Regions from separate parts of the Homo sapiens genome. Here region 2 is linked to region 1. Evidence: read pairs that join two places in POLR2A ChIA-PET (ENCODE). Cell type or tissue: HepG2. All regions are shown on one strand. Links, peaks and the distances in the headings refer to the core of each region. The heading gives the core; the rest is flanking DNA.

Region 1 (2,920 bases), core at 99-2,598:
GCTCCTCCTTGCCTTCCACCATGATTGTGAGGACTCCCTAGCCACATGCAACTGTGAGTCCAGTTAAACCTCTTTCTTTGGTAAATTGCCCAGTCTCAGATATGTCTTTATCAGCAGCGTGAAAATGGACTAATAATATACCTTTCATCAGTCATCCTAGTTCACCAGCAGTTTTAACAACTGCACCCCTACTATATGCTGGGGGCTGTACATGCTCCACCTATTACCAGTGATGGGGTTCTCACTGCCAGCTGGCCAGTTGGTAAGCTGGCTATGAAATCCAGTTTTTTGAGTCAGCTTTCTCAGACCACTTCCAGCACCAACTATCATAGGGACCTAGCTTCCATAGACCAGCTTCCCCCAAAAGCTGACTCTGAAATGGATATTTGCACAGAGAGCTTATTGAGGCTTGCTTGGGAGATCAGCTCCCATAAGCAAGTGAAGGAAGGAGGATTGGGAAGAGGGAGGAGTTGAACCACAATATGGTTGTAACAGAGGCCTCAGTCAATCTTGCGGGAATTCTCCAGAGCTAAAATGGCCCTTCAGAGTTGTCCCAAATTGTAGCAAGAGGACCAGGACTTCATATTCTTATATCAATTTGTCATTGGAAGGGAGGTAGCTCTCTTCAGCTGAAGGTGATCACGGGGAGTGGAGGAAGCGGGTGAGGACACACTCAGCTATGGGTCATTAACACTCTCAGGACTGTTTTTCAGTCTTGAAGGAGACTAGCTGGGTGGCAGACCACAGTGTTCACTAAATAAAATGAAAGAAATATGGGAAAGTGGTAGAATATCTCCTTCCAGTGAGTTAGAAGTATCTGAGGGGCGGAGAGTGGAAGAACTACAAAGGGAAGCTGAGTCCTATTTCTTAAACAGGGCATTTCAGACTGTTATTAAACTGTTCTTCATGTTGGAAAACTTGAAGAAACCAATGTAATCTTGGAAGCTACAATTTGGGAAATGTTTTAGAGACTTTGAGTGTTTACTTTCATTTAATTAAATTATTTTAAGAGACAGTCTTGCCCTGTTCTCCAGGCTGGAGTACAGTGGTGCGATTGTGGCAGGCCAGGTCTCACTAACGCAGGCCTCTGTAACAACTGTTTCAGCACTGACTGAGTGGTGAAGTTCAATATTAAAAGCTGAGAGAGCCAACGCCCTTCTACAAAGGCTGGAACATAATAAAAGCCCATCAAGAGTTTTGCCCAGGCCCTTCCTAGGCCTTAAAGCATGACAAGATAACGCAGAAATTCTTAACAGTACCCGTTTAGAATTAAACAAGCTTTATTCGGGGGGTGGGGGGGCGGGAGGGGGGCGCTGAAGAAACTCCCCAGACCTCCACAAACAAGTTTATTGGGGCATCTGAAGAAATTCCCCAAACCTCCGTGATTTAGCAGGAGACAAGATAAGGGTAGTCACCCCAGCACGTGGACCCATTTAGATTAAGTAAATTTACTGAGGCTCCAGAAGGTCTTCAGGACTTAGATCTTAGTTAATGATTAGAAGTTAATCACTTATGGCCAGGCGCAGTGGCTCACGCCTGTAATCCCAGCACTTTGGGAGGCCGAGGTGGGCGGATCATGAGGTCAGGAAATCAAGATCATCCTGGCTAACACCGTGAAACCCCGTCTGTAGTAAAAAAAAAAACAAAAAAACAAAAAAAACAAAAAAAAAACAAGAAATTAGCAGGGCATGGTGGCAGGTGCCTGTAGTCCCAGCTACTCGGGAGGCTGAGGCAGGAGAATGGCGTGAACCCGGAAGGCGGAGTTTGCAGTGAGCCGAAATCACGCCACTGCACTCCAGCCTAGAGTGAGACTCCGTCTCAAAAAAAAAAAAAAAAAAAAGTTAATCACTTATGTCTTTAGATGAATGCTACTTACACGTAGACACAGCTTAGAAGGTATATATAAGCTCTGGAAAACTCTGTAATTTTGAGTTGGTCTGGCGATATTTTCCAGACCTTTACCCTGTACCCTGTTACAGAAATAAACTGCCTTCTTTCCCAATTCATTTACATCTCGTTACTGGGCCGTGAGAATAAGCAGCCCCACCTGTGGTTTGGTCTGGGAACACAATCACAGCTCACTGTAGCCTCCACCTCCTGGGCTCAAGTGATTCTGCCACCTGGGCCTTTTGTGTAGCTAGGATCACAGGTACGTACCATTATGCTAGGCTAATCTGAGCTATAGCAAATTGTTTTTTCCCTCCCAGCCATTTTAAATTTTTTTGTAGAGATGGGGATCTCACTATCTTGGCAAGGCTCATCTTGAACTCTTGGCCTCAAGGGATCCTCCTGCTTTGGCCTCCCAAAGTGTTGAAATTACAGGTGTGAGCCACCATGCCCAGTCTATTTTTTACGGTGGATATACTCTTGGGAAAAAACTTTTCAGAGTAATGTAAGGTTGGACATGAAGATAGAAACAAAATTCCAGCAGGGTGTGATAATGAAGGGTTGAAAAAGATTAAGCAATTCAACAAGCACTTAAGTTTCTACTATGTAACAAATGATGGATTACAAAGATAAACATGGTCCCTAATTTAGTAAGAATAGCAAGATAATGAAACTTGGAAACTTCAAAGAAATGTCATTCAGTTCTTTCCATATACTAAATACTAAGCTCCAGGCTGTGTGCAGTGGTTCATGCCTGTAATACCAGCGCTTTGGGAGGCTGACGTGGGAGGATCCCTTGAGGCCAGGAGTTTGAGACCAGCCTAGGTAATATAGTGAGACCCTGTCTCTACACTCGCTCTGTCTCCCAGGCTGGAGTGCAGCGGCACAATCATGACTCACTGCAGCCTCAACCTCCCAGGTTCAAGCAATCCTCCTGACTCAGCCTCCCAAGTAGCTGGGATTACAGGTATGAACCACCACATTCAGCCTCTACAAAAAACTTAAAAAATTAGCCAGACATGGTGGCACACGC
Region 2 (2,920 bases), core at 298-2,797, 260 kb before region 1:
AAACCCCCTTTAAAGACACACAAGAAAATATCCATGTTACACGGAATGAGGTTCTTCAAATCGTAACAAAAGACCATTTTTAGATCATGAAAAGAATTTTTTCAGCATGAAGGCTCACTTTACAAACTCTATCATCCAAAATATCGTCTTTCAGGTTAAAAAAAAAGAAAATCTCAAGTAGCACTGAAATTAAAAAGTGAAACAAATATTCTGGCAAGAAAAAGAAAACTTCAGAGTGATACAAAGGACAAAGATGTAAAAAGACATTATGTGAACAATTAACCTCACTTAGAAAAAAATCTGCTCTGAAGAAATGGAAGCTGGTAATACTTGGTATTATCTGAGAGCTATCATCAAGTTTTCTGGAAAAAAATTTTATATACATATACTATACATATATATGCATATATAAGGGTTGAACCTAGCATATAAGTTATGTTTCATAAATCTGATTTATGGGTACTTGCTACTACTACTCAAGTAATACCCAAAGAACATCAGCTGTACTCAGAAGACACGCCTCATTTTGATGGAAACTTGCAATGATTCTTACACAAGACGTGTTCAAAATGTTATAAGATACTATGCGTAAAGAGCAGGTTCTTTAAAGCATGGTTGGAAAGATGGCATTATGTAATGCTGAGGAAGAGTAAGCTTGTTGTAAGTCAAAATAAGCATTTGATGCAGAATCTAAGAAGAGTATCAGATGGAAGCAGCGTTAGAATCCTTGACTGGCTATGGAAATAAGGAATGAGAAGTACTCATATACTCACAGCAGAGCGGTGGGCCAATAAGTAGCTATTATTTTTAGTTTTTAGAAATAACTGCTTAGAACAAGGATGTCATGACAACTTAATAGCTTCCTTATCCAAAGCTTCCATCATCAACATATTTATATAAGGTGATGGGGTGCATACACGACCCCATGACCCTTAACTAAATATAAATATAAATAATTTAAAAACTGATATTTTTTAAAGATTCAAGTATAGAAAACAGAAAATTAGGCAATAACCTCATGACAAGGGGTCAACTGAAAGCCCTGACTTGACAATTCTGTCTTCATATTATCAGATTGCTTTTGAACATTTATCTAGCTTGCGTTGTAGTCCTGTATATGGGGGCTGGGGGGTGGATAATCACTGATGGGAAAATTATTTTCCATAACATCCTCACATCAGAGAGATCTAATTTTCATTCGGATATGTCTTGAGTTTTGTCACAGACTTAAAAGCACATAGCTACGTGGCAAAACTTTTTCTTCTTTTCTTCCTACTAAAGAATGTTGAGTAAAATTTGACATTGCTAAATGTGGTGATCTGACATCATACAGAGAAAGAGTGGTGCTGTAACTTGCCGGCTCAGTTTTCCAGCTGTGATTTATGCTAACCATTAACACGTCTGCAGTTTACAAGTCTATGTCTGCCACCTTACACAGAGACCCACAGCCTGGAACGCAAAGCCACACACAAATGAACCGCACTCTTAGCAGAAAGGTAGAGCTGAATACAAGAGGCACGCAGCGCTTATCCTGGAGCTTGCTAACCATTAACCAAAGGCACTCTTTTATCCCAAACTGTCTGAGGATTAAAAGGGGTTGTAGCTGGCCAACATAAACTAAACTCCAATCATAGAAGAAATGTCAGTAATTTTTCTTTACCTTTGCCATTTTACAACCTGATTTTAAAAATGTACTTTGATTATAGGATTGCCTATCGAAAGTGGTCTTCCAAAAACCTGTTTTTGAATGGATCATCAGGAAGATTGGGTTCATTCGAAAGGTTCCCCAGCCTCATCTTATTTTTTTTTAAAAGTTTATATTGTAGTTTCGAGATACCTCTGAAATATAAAAGTAGTATTACAAGGTCAGGAAAATAAGGACATATATTGCTTTAAATGTGTGACAAGACCATAAGTTTCAAGAGGGTAAACATCTTCCTTTGGATTTTACCAAAATTCATTCAAAGCAATTTTTAGATGGTAGAATATTTAAGATGGCTATTTAAATTTTATATTGTGTACAAGTTCAATAAGGGGTATTTTAGAAGAATTGAAAGACATGAAAAACAAGGGTAGTTTTCTGCCCCAGATTCTGATGAATTTTGATACATTTTTGACAAACATTATATTTCTTCTTTAATGGTGTTCCTCAAACAAGACAGCTAGCAAAATATTTGAATTGCCACGTATAATGTCACATTTTAATGTAAACATCAAATAAGGTACCAAAATTTTTACTGGAGAGAAAAAAACCCAAACCTTAAAGCGGCACAATTCTTTATACCACTGGAGAAGAGGGAAGCCAGGTTACAAACATTTACACATGCATAGTGAGAAAAAAAGAATTTTACTAAATTCACGCATTTTTAAAATAGTTATCAAGTCTACTAAGCACCAACAATCCTAAAAATTTTTCAGCTTCTTGATTTGTTTAAAAAAAAAAACACACACTATCAAATTAACATTAAAAACAAGCTTGAAGTGTAGCTTGTCCAAAAAATAACTAAGTATGCCAACGTTTTTTTCACATTTCAAAAAACAGTGGCATACAAAATATGCCTGCAAAGAATGCCTTTAACTCTATCCTATGGTGGATGGAGATTACAACAACACATCATACATAGTCTAAAACTATAAAAGTTTTAGAATGCAGCATCGTGTCACCAAAAAAAAAAAAAAAGCTGATAAAACTTATTTAGAAGATGCTGCCCCTTTATTTTAAAAAAAATTTAAATGAATTTAAGCAAAAATAACATACATTTGTACATCAACTGGCCATTTCTGGTACAGAAACCCAGCATGTGGTAATATTATTGAATAAATGTAAATGCTACTTACAATTTTTTTTTCTTTTTAAATACATTTTAGACAAACTTTTCTTTTTTTTTTTTTTTTTATAGTTGCACAATTAACCTCTTGG

What was found. ChIA-PET counts read pairs that join two places held together with the same protein. Peaks named below come from ENCODE experiments on the same cell type or tissue, not always from the same donor. Only the 100,000 strongest peaks of a DNase experiment are listed, where the experiment ranks them.
Region 2: POLR2A ChIA-PET joins it to region 1 with 5 read pairs; 3 of 35 experiments call an interaction of 5 or more read pairs at or near these places.

What each region holds. Positions count from the first base shown.
Region 1 is chr17:67,332,943-67,335,862 of GRCh38, forward strand. No RefSeq gene overlaps it. Among named protein-coding and RNA genes, the nearest start is that of PSMD12, 32 kb to the right of the region's middle. In HepG2, for the core only: a CTCF peak has its summit at 2,038; DNase peaks (open chromatin) are centred at 1,479 and 2,049; H3K4me3 peaks cover 1,242 bases.
Region 2 is chr17:67,075,055-67,077,974 of GRCh38, forward strand. It overlaps HELZ (helicase with zinc finger), which reads right to left. Exons shown (of 33, transcript NM_014877.4): 33 at 1-2,920. Among named protein-coding and RNA genes, the nearest start is that of CACNG1, 32 kb to the left of the region's middle. In HepG2, for the core only: no CTCF peak of the experiment used is centred there; a DNase peak (open chromatin) is centred at 1,507.